Regions from separate parts of the Homo sapiens genome. Here region 2 is linked to region 1. A link is a contact called in ENCODE Hi-C or POLR2A ChIA-PET data. All regions are on one chromosome and are shown on one strand. Each heading gives the region's core, a stretch centred on a gene start or an enhancer-like site at or near the end of the contact. The rest is flanking DNA. Distances are from core to core; before and after follow the strand shown.

Evidence for each region. A loop is a pair of places that touch in the nucleus more often than their neighbours do. ChIA-PET counts read pairs that join two places held with the same protein, here RNA polymerase II (POLR2A). Pooled maps may share reads with other maps.
Region 2: a loop to region 1 is called in a map of HCT116, with 2.8 times the contacts of the local background. The contact joins the promoter of ACVR2B-AS1 here to the promoter of VILL in region 1. A Hi-C loop is called at or near these places in 8 of 168 maps with a recorded cell type or tissue (CD4-positive, alpha-beta T cell, CD8-positive, alpha-beta T cell, HCT116 and 3 more), 6 of 37 single-sample maps with no recorded cell type and 18 of 50 pooled maps. POLR2A ChIA-PET finds 5 or more read pairs at or near these places in 3 of 52 experiments (WTC11 and activated naive CD4-positive, alpha-beta T cell).

What each region holds. Positions count from the first base shown.
Region 1 is chr3:37,989,378-37,994,111 of GRCh38, reverse strand. It overlaps VILL (villin like), which reads right to left and starts at 3,326. Exons shown (of 20, transcript NM_015873.4): 1 at 3,283-3,326; 2 at 380-525; 3 at 140-214. The coding sequence starts at 439. RefSeq lists enhancers at 1-154, 1,020-1,314 and a silencer at 1-313.
Region 2 is chr3:38,452,006-38,456,737 of GRCh38, reverse strand. It overlaps ACVR2B-AS1 (ACVR2B antisense RNA 1), which reads left to right and starts at 1,918. Exons shown (of 2, transcript NR_028389.1): 1 at 1,918-2,235; 2 at 3,513-4,732. It overlaps ACVR2B (activin A receptor type 2B), which reads right to left and starts at 2,848. Exons shown (of 11, transcript NM_001106.4): 1 at 2,364-2,848. The coding sequence starts at 2,415. It also overlaps a transcript of XYLB not described here. RefSeq lists silencers at 1,179-1,358, 2,169-2,448, 2,869-2,988, 2,999-3,048 and enhancers at 994-1,578, 1,579-2,162, 2,767-3,266.

The sequences.
Region 1 (4,734 bases), core at 2,077-4,576:
CGGTAACCGCCCCCTTGTGGGATGTGATTCTCCGGCTCTCAACTTGCCGCTTCCCAGGGCAGAGTTTATGCCTGTGCCTCAGTCTCCCCAGTGCCGGGCCATGCCACCCCTCTCAGGCAGACTTCCCCAAGCGACTCACGTGGAGGATGACATAGCAGTGTTCCTCAAAAAAGTTCCCGTAAGCCCCCTCGGGTACCGGCACCATCTTCCGGTTCTGGGAGAGGAGAGTTCCCTGTAACAACTCAGGAGGCCTCTACCCATGACACCCGCTGGGGTGGGGTGGAAGAGGACGCTCTGAGTTGGGGGCGGGAGAAGCCTAGTGTGGAAAACCCCACGCTCTTCCATGTCACCAACTCTCCTATTTGGTCGTGCCTCTCACCTCAGAGATCCATATGTGGAGGCCTCCCTGCATGCCTGGGAGGCCCTTGCTGATGTCCATCGCAGGCCAGGCAGGAATATGGGACGACACAAGGAACAACAGCCAGAGTTCTCAGGCTGGAGACCGACACCTGGCTACCTGTACAACTTCATTATAGAACATGACTTTTATTAGGAGGGCTCTGTAAACACACAAATGTCAGCACACAGACTATGAAGACTCAGATTCTGCAGCAAGTGACAGGCTCAGCTGATATGAGTGGGTTGGGCAGATTAGGCATAAACACTTGACAATTTTTTTTTCCAGTTTTTTCGAGACAGGGTCTTGCTCTGCCACCCTAGCCTGCAGTGCATGATTCGAACACACTTCACTGCAACCTCCACCTTCTGGGTTCAAGTGATCTTCCCGCTTCAGCTGACAAATTCTTGAAACAGAGCTGAACTCTGTATAAACACAGGCTCTGCAAACAGCCACAGGCTCTGCAAATAGCGATTTAGCTTGCTCGAGTCTGTGCTCTGTGGTTCTGCGCGTGCAGAGAGGGAGAGAATGAGAGGGCAGTGAATGACAGTGACATGGAATGAGAAGTACCTGGGGGAAGGAAGGGACCCTCACTTCTGTCGATTTTGTTATGTCTTGGCACTTCATATTCAATTACCTGAGGCTTCCCTGCACCACTCCTTCAGAAACCTGTGTGTGAGGTTTGGTCCAAAAGTCACTTCTTTCTGAATCTCTCACTCAGGGTGACCCTGGTGTGTTAGTCCTTCCCTCCTCCCCCTCCACTCCCACTGTGTCTTATCAATAGCAGGAACACCCTTGGCTCCAGGCAGAACAAGGTGAGGGGACAGAGTTACAGAATCAGGTGTGGCACAATAGGTGTCATAGAGTGGCTCACATTCCTTACACCTTTGTCAGGGCCCCTGGTTTGGCCCTGGTGAGTTCACAGTACACTGTGGCAACACCCAACATGTAGCCAAAGAAATGTGGGAGCGGAGGAGGCTGTGGGGCAGGGGAGCAGGGGCAGAGTGGGCTGTCCTTCTAGGGGGTTAGAGCTGGGTCCGTCACAGCTCACAGCTCCTCCCGACACCCTATGGAAACCATAGGATGGTTGTTGGCTATGGTCTCCCTCACCAGAGCAGCAGATTCCTGAAGGCAGGGGTTTGTCTTGTTGTTTACTGTGGGATCCCAGCTGCCCGGCCCCCAGCAGGTACTCAGTAAGTACTTGTTGAATGAGTGAAGTGTGCTGCCCTGCGACTGGACTGAGTGAAAATGAATAGAGAAGGGAGCCGTCCGTGCACCCTAATTGCCCCAAGAACTGTTGCCACAGTTGATGGCCTGTTGGTGTGACAATGACATGAGTGACAGGCAGACATAGTGGCCATGAAAAGGTGATCTCAAGCAACAGAAAACGTGAGGACATTGGGTGACAAGCAGGATGTCCACCAGTGGTGGCCCCGTAGAAGGACACTGAGTAATAGGCAGAAATAGTGACCAGTGACAGTTACCAGAGGCCCAGGCAGGCAGTGACCAGAGGTGCAGACAGAAACTGTGAGCTGTAGCTCATGGAAGAGTACAACATGGTGACAGAGTGCCAGAAAGACTACTGGATGGCCTCAGAACAGTGTCAACCAGGGCACATGGGGGACTGGAAAGTCAAACTGGCAGCCAAAAAGTTGGGACTCGGCTGGTGTCACTGGGAGAGGCAGCATCGCCCCCAGGGGTCCGGGAGCCCGTCTGATATCCAGCCCCAGCCCGTAGAGCCAAGCCCTCAGCTGCCAGGGCTGAGGTCGCACTCGCATGGCACCTGTGTTCATTCTCTTTCACCTGGACTCCAGGGAGGAATGGGTGCTCAAAGATTGGGGGCCTCCTCCCTCCCCACAGTGCCACCTCCAGCCTCCCAAGCCCTCCTGCCCTCTTTCCTCAGGGGAACCCCCCACAGTGCCCCCTCCAGCCTCCCAAACCCTCCTGCCCTCTTTCCTCTGGGGAACTCCCTTTCACCACCTTCCCAAGTGGGAACCCTCCTATCCCTGGTCCTCTCCCTTCTCCTAGAAGCCCTCCTTCTCTTCCCTGGGGGTGCACTTCCTCCACTCAGGGCCCCTTTCTCTTCCGGATGCCCAATTCCTTCCCTGGTTTCCCTTTCTCTCCCCATGCCCCACGCCTCCGCTTTTCCAGGGTTTCCCTCTGTCCCCACTGGGTGCCCCTGCCTCCCCCTGGTTCTTCTTTCTCCCCTCTGATTTCCCCTCTCCCCTGGGATCCTTCCCTTTTTCTCCCATTTTTCCTCCCCAGGCACCTCCTCCTTTCCTGGTTCCCTGTCTTCCCCTACACCCCTCCCTCTCTCCCTCCCCACCCTCCTCCCCAGGTCTTTCCTTCTCTTCCCCAGGCTCCCCTCTCTTTCCCGGGGCACTCCCTACCCGCTTCACACACCCCCTCTTCTCTCCCCCTGCCCCTCGTGTCCCTGGGTGCCTCCTCTCTCCTCGCTTTCTCCCTCCTCCAGTGCCTCTTTCTCTCCCTACAGGAGCCCTTCCTTCTTTTGTGGGTACCTTTGAAGGGAGCCCGAGATTACCTTGCTCAGTTTCCATGGAGCAGGGAGTGGTGCCGCCCTCTAGAGTGAGGGGAAAGGAGGATGGGGCCAGGGTTGGGGGCAGGCACACTGAATTTGTGGGCCACGGACTTCCCTGCCCATCTACAAAATCTGCCACTTTCTTCCCCTTGGGCTGCCGGCCACAGCTGCCCTGCCCCATCAGTGTTTTCACCTGCTGGGCTGCTGCCGCCTCCCAATTCTGCCGCGGAGGCTCTGTGGCCCTGAGCCCTGGGACCCTATGCTCTATGCCCTTGACTTGAATAGCCCACTCTGCCCCACTGGTTCCCTGGAAACCCCCGCCCCCCAACTCTCTGCCCAGGCCTACCTGCTGGAAACTGCTCCCGCGCCTTCGCCCTGCCTGTGGGCAGTGCTAGGCCTGGCACGGGGCCAGTCTCTGCCTCCCTACTCCTGGTCCCCACCACTGTAACTCAATCCTAGCTCCTGCCCTGCAGGACACACCCCACCACACAGTGCTCAGCGGGCTAGGCATTCACTTAGTCAGCCAGTCAACAAATATCGAGCAAGCCGTCGGGACCAGCGCCCTCCCCAGGGCTATGGTTAAGTCTCCCAGGTCTCACTGCCTGGGTACCAGTGGCCAGAGAGAGCAGGGGATGGAGGCCTGGACTGGGCTAAGAGGTGGGGTGTGGAAGATACTGGGATTTCCTTCTCTGGAGTACTAGATGGGCCCCTGATCCCTCACCCGGAGTGGTGGGCTCCGCCTGGACCAAGAGGGCCAGGCCACTCCAGCAAACTTTAGGAGGAAGTAGGACCAAGGCTGGGGGCTGTGGGGTCAGGCTCTGTGAGACCCAGCTCACTTCAGGAGGGGAAGGTGGTCAGGGCTCCCTCTAGATATTTCTGCTGTCCCTACCCAAATGTGAGCTCACTGCCTGGCACAGCCCTCCTCAGGGAACCCTGATACCCATCATGGGAGAGGCCAGTCCAGCTCTTGCAGCGAAGACACCTCTCCCTCACCTCAGCTGCCACTCCACTGCCACTCTCTCTCTCTCACTGTGGGGTGGAGGGGCTGCAAACAGAGCCTTCCAGAAACTCCAGGGGCACAACCTCCTCTTGGCGGCTTAGGGCCTCAGTCCCAGCCAAGGCCCAGCCAGCGTGGGCCATCCCATCAAAGCCACGCTGCTAAAGCCTGCCCACTGCCCAAGACCCTCTCCCTGTGTTCAGTCTTCACCCCACAAAGGTCTCTGTTACAGGGGTCTGGGGACTTGGGGACTCGGGGGCAGTCTGTGTCCAGCAAGACCTACAGCTAGTGTGTGACTGTGTTTAACAGACACAATGCAGGGTCCCTGTGTGTGAAGGGATGCCTGTGTCACAGGCATTTGGCTCGTCCCCATGTGTGCCATTGCCTGTCCGACCTCATGTGTGTGCCTGTATCCTGGCATGTCTGTCTGATCCCCACTTGGGACAGGGACCCTGTCTGTGACAGTGGCAGTGTGTCCACTGTACCTGTGCATACCCGTTTCCCTGTCCCTTTTTGTCTCTGTGCCCAGGAAGACTCTGTGTCCTCACTTCTTCCCACCGACTCTTCCCCCATCTCCCCTCAGCCCACCCGCTCTGTTTGTTCTTGAATTCCCTGGCAATGGCTCTTTCCTAAGTCACCAATGCCCGCTGTCAACCAAGCGGCAGTCAGTTCAGTCACCATTGTTCCTTCCCCTCTCACTCCACCTGTCTCCTTCAGGCCTCTAAATGGCAGCAGGAGCAGAGCTTGGGCCTTCACTCCTGTTTGTTTTCCAGTTTCCTTCCCAGTTCCAGTCTGAAGGCT
Region 2 (4,732 bases), core at 669-3,168, 460 kb before region 1:
AAAAAGAGGAAAACACCCCCTTGCCCCACCCCACCCCTGTCATTTGAGAATGCAGTAAGAAGGCAGATATCTGCAAGCCAGGAAGAGGGTCCTCACCAGAACCCAACCATGCCAGCACCCTGCACCCTGGGCTCAGACTTAGAGCTTCCAGAACTTTGACAATATAAATTTCTGCTGTTTAAGCCACCAGTCTACAGTATTTTGTTATGGCAGCCCCAGCTAAGACACAGCTGTTTCTTCTTCCTTTTATTAACACGACTACTAGAAAACGTTGTTTTATATCTATCCATAGTTCATACACTATTTCTGTCACACAGCACTCTTCTAGATGTTCCTTCTAGCAGGCATTGTGTGCTGCACAGTATGGGGGTTATTCCAAACAGCAAGCCAGGAGCTTGAAATTAAAGGGCATCCCTGAAGCCAAAGCAACAGGACGGTCAGGTCTGCTCCAAACTGGGCCTGGGGCAGCTCTTTTCACAGTTCTCCACAGGTCAGGGACTGGTTGATGTGACTACAAGAAATACCCAGTGACCCCCACCTTCCTCCCAGGGCAGGAATACAGGTCCTTATAGTGTGACTCTGACTGCCCCCTGGCAGGGTACACTGCTCAGCACTGCCCAAGCTAGGTGACTGAAGCAGAGGAAAAAGAAAGGACATACAGTCCTTCCAGGGGTCTGATGCCGCCCTGCCCTGCCTAAGGAGGGAGGTGTGAGACTGGTGTGATCCCCAGATCCCAGGTCTCAAGCTGTCCTGTCTTGGGAGGAAGCTCTCCTAAAGGCCTGGGCTTGGAAGAGCCCCAGCACTTCCAGGGATCAGGCACCCAGCGGGTCTGGAGGCAGTCAGGTGGGCTGCGGTCTGCCTATCAAGTCAGCTTGCTGCCGCCCTCCCTCTAGCAGACCAATGCCTCCCCTTTCACTTTCGAGCACTCCTTCTTGGGGAAAAGGCATCCCAAGGGAGCGGGGCAAAAAAGAGCAGAAAGTCCAACACGACCACCACTTCGCCTCCAAGAAGCGGCTCCAGGAGAGCTGCAACGCCCTCTTCCATACGGTACTCAGGTGCCAGCTGGTCTTTGCCCTTCGGTTTCCGGACTCAGGCTGCGCGCGCGCGCGCTACTACCCTACAGAACTCACTCGCTTTCGGTGTAAACTAAGCCTCACGACGACGCACAGGAGAAGGTAGAACCAGGGTGGGAATGGGACGCAGATCCCAAATCCCCACCCCCGCAGCAGCGTGGGGACTCCGGCCCCGCCCCTGCACGCCCGGCCCCGCCCCTCGAGGGTTTCCCAGACTCCAGGCGGCTGCCACCGAGGGCGGCGGGGGACCCGCGCTGCATGTGTAATGGGGGCTGGGAACAAAGACGCGCAGGACCCGGCGGCCGGGTACCAGCCGCCCCGACCTTCTCGCCAGAGCTTCAATGCCCAGCTCCCCACGTTTCCCAGGACTGGCCAGGGGACGTCCCGGCGCGCCCGCCGGGGTTAGGCGCACCCCGGCACCACTGAGAGAGGGAAATCGGTGCTTGGACCGTAGGAGAAACAAGCTTTCCAGGCGGAACTCCGCTTGTTTACGCCCGCGCCCACATACCCCCAAACACACATGCGCTGGCCGAACACCTCCAGCCACACGCCCGCAGCCGCGGGCGAGCTGAGCGCTGGTCACCCACCCCGCCACGTGCCTCCTGGAGGCCCGAAGGAAGAGGGACCTGTTGGGTTTTCCATCTTACCCACCCCCTCCCCTCCCAAGTGCCCAAACAAAGCGGTCCCGCGAAGCGACCACACTCCGCATCCCGGGGCCAACGGCAGGGAAAGAGGGAGCAGGTGGGAGCCAGCACCAACAGCCCGCCGGGCCGGTAACGCGACGCAGACTGGTGGCAAGAGATGCAGGGGACTTTGGGCTGCGTGAAGCCGCCCCCTTCGCTTCGCTACACTTAGTGACTCTGAGGGACATGCAACCCTCCCCGCATGCTGCTGCTGCTGCTGCACCTACAATCCTGCCACCCCCAATGAGATCTGCCCACCCCTCTTGGCCGCCTTCCCCACGCTCAGGTTTTCCTCACTCTTTCCCTGGGTTCCACGCGCCCGCGTAGCCCGAACTCCGACCCTGAGGCTCCGCGTCCCGGCCCCCATCGCAGGGGCGCCTCTAGGAACCAGAATCCCGCAGATGACTGCACAGACAAGATCGTGCCCCCAAGTTCGGCGAGCCGGGCGCCCACCGCGCCCCCAGCCCACGCCCCCGGAGGTGAGGGCTGAATACAGGTGGTGCGGCGACGAGGCCCCGGGCCCGCCCTTTGTTGGTAAACACCGCGCGGCGCCAGAGGCCAGCCCCGCGCGCCCTCTCGGCGTCCCCGCGCCGCGCCCAGTTCTTACCGGCGCACAGCGATCCCCAGAGGAGGGCGAGGGCCACCCAGGGCGCCGTCATGTTCCGCGGCGCCGCCCCGCGCACACCCGGAGCCCGCGGGCAGGGCCGCACGGCGCTCCCGGGGCGCGCAGGGCCAGGCGGCGGCTGCGCTCTCCTTCCCGCTCCTTCCTTCGGTCTCGTTCCCTGCGCGCTTCCTGCGCCTTCGTCCCCGAGCAGCGTTCGGGCTCCAAGGGCCGGTCGGCGGGGCCGGGCTCAGGGCCGCTGCGGGCGGCGCAGGCTGCGGCCCGGGCTCCGGGGCGACGCGGGGGCCGGGGGGCGGCGGCGGGGCACGGGCCGGGGCGCGCCCGACTCAGGCATAGCGCGGCGGGGCTGGGCCCGGGCCCCGGGCGCAGGGGCCGAGTCCGGAGGGGCCATGAACGGGGGGAGGGGTGGGGGGGAGGGGAGCTGAACCGAGTCCAAAATGGCTCCTGAGCGGCGGCCACGGAGCCGAGCCAGCGGGGAAACCCGGATGTTGGATACAAAGAGGCGGGCGGGCTGGGCGGGGAGGGGGAGGGGAGGCGGGCCCTCCGGCCGCGTGGTCCGCGCCCCCCTGAGGGGCGGGGCCCCAGAGAAACAACAACACGGAGGCCCCGCCCCCATCCCGCGCCCTGTGGGAGGACGCGCGTGCACCAACTTGCTGGAGGACAGGGCGGGGCGCGCGGACGGAGGTGGCGGGAATGGGCTCCTGACCACTTTGCCCGGGAGCCTGTGGCCACTGCACTCGCAATTAGTGCCCCGCACGCTCGAGCCCAAGCTCCTGACACATGCTGCCCTACAACCCCGGAATGAGTGGATAGTCCCGGGACTCTGGCCCAGACGCCTCTGTGCCTTGGATTCCCCACCTGTGCAATGGGGGTGACAGTGAACCGTGGGAAAGTCGGATCTCTACTGATGGGCGAATTAAGTGGCAGAAAGAGGCTGACTTCCCTGAATTGACAAGCAGTCTCCCGTCTGCAATCCCTTGCCACACACTCAAAGGCACAGCTAGGGCGGGGAGTGGTCATTTAAACCCAACCAAGTGAGGGAGCGGGCAGAGTCCCGCCCCTCTAAGCCCAGCAGGTGGAAAAGGGCCTCTGGCAACCTGCTGGCCCTCCCTAATCCTATCTTGTCTTCTGCAGTTCCTGCGCCACCCACAGCGGCCCTGAGCTTCAATCTGCACTTTCAAAACTTCCCAGTTGCCTCCAGAGCCCTGCAGTTGAAGATCTTGTCTAGCACATGGTTTTGCTGTTTTCCTCACCCCGAACTCCCTCCTTGGAGGGCCATCGTTCTCTGTCTCAGATTCCACCCTCCTTATCACACAACTAGAGCTTCGGAGGAACGTGATGGGGCTCCCAACTAAGGAGGGAAAGACCATCATAGCTCAGGGATGAGGCTCCGAGATCCTCAGATAACATTAATTGTCCTCTGTCTTCTCTTGACTTGGCACATCCTTGCTTGGAGCAGGGCAGGAGCAGCTGAAAGGGAGGTGGCACCTGGAGGTCTCAGTCATTTCACTTCTCTGAGCCTCAGTTTTCCCATATGCAAAGTGAAGAGGTACACTCCCTCAGGGTTTTGCATCTTCTTAATGGCAGAAACCTAGTCAAACAAAATATTATGTAAATGTTCACTATAGGCAGGGCGAGGTGGCTCAAACCTGTAATTCCAGCACTTTTAGAGGCCCAGGAGGCTCTTGAGGTCAGGAGTTCGAGACCAGCCTGACCAACATGGCAAAAACCTGTCTCTACTAAATAATACAAAAATTAGCTGGGCATGGTGACACACACCTGTAATTCCAACTACTCGGTAGGAGGCTGAGGCAGGAGAATCGCTTGAACACAGGAGGGAGGCGGAGGTTGCAGTGAGCTGAGATTGCACCACTGCACTCCATCCTAGGTGACAGAGTGAGACTCTCTCTCAAAAAAAAAACAAGTTTATAAAGGAATGTATATTGTTCTGATTGACATTGAAATAGGGTCAACTACCCCCGGTCACCAGAGCAGCAGGAACACCTCAGGGGCCACACTTTGGAGGCACTGCCCAGAAAGATTTCTGGGTCTTTAAAAGTCCCTTCCAGTCCTGGGAAATTCTATGTGAAAATGATGGTCCCTGCTTGCTATAATCCCTACAGGTGACTTATTATCTAAGCCATTTAACACAGGATTGAATACTATGCGACTGTGTGCCAAGCAAGAAGCAGTGTTGTATGGGACACCCTAGCTGTGTATAAGGTATCTGGTAATAACACAGGAGGCCACAGTGATAGACTGTGATAACGGAAGTAATTCCATATCCAGTTTAAGTGTCTTTTCTAGGGAGTATAAATCGTTATCTCCATTCCAATATGGACTGAAAGGTATCG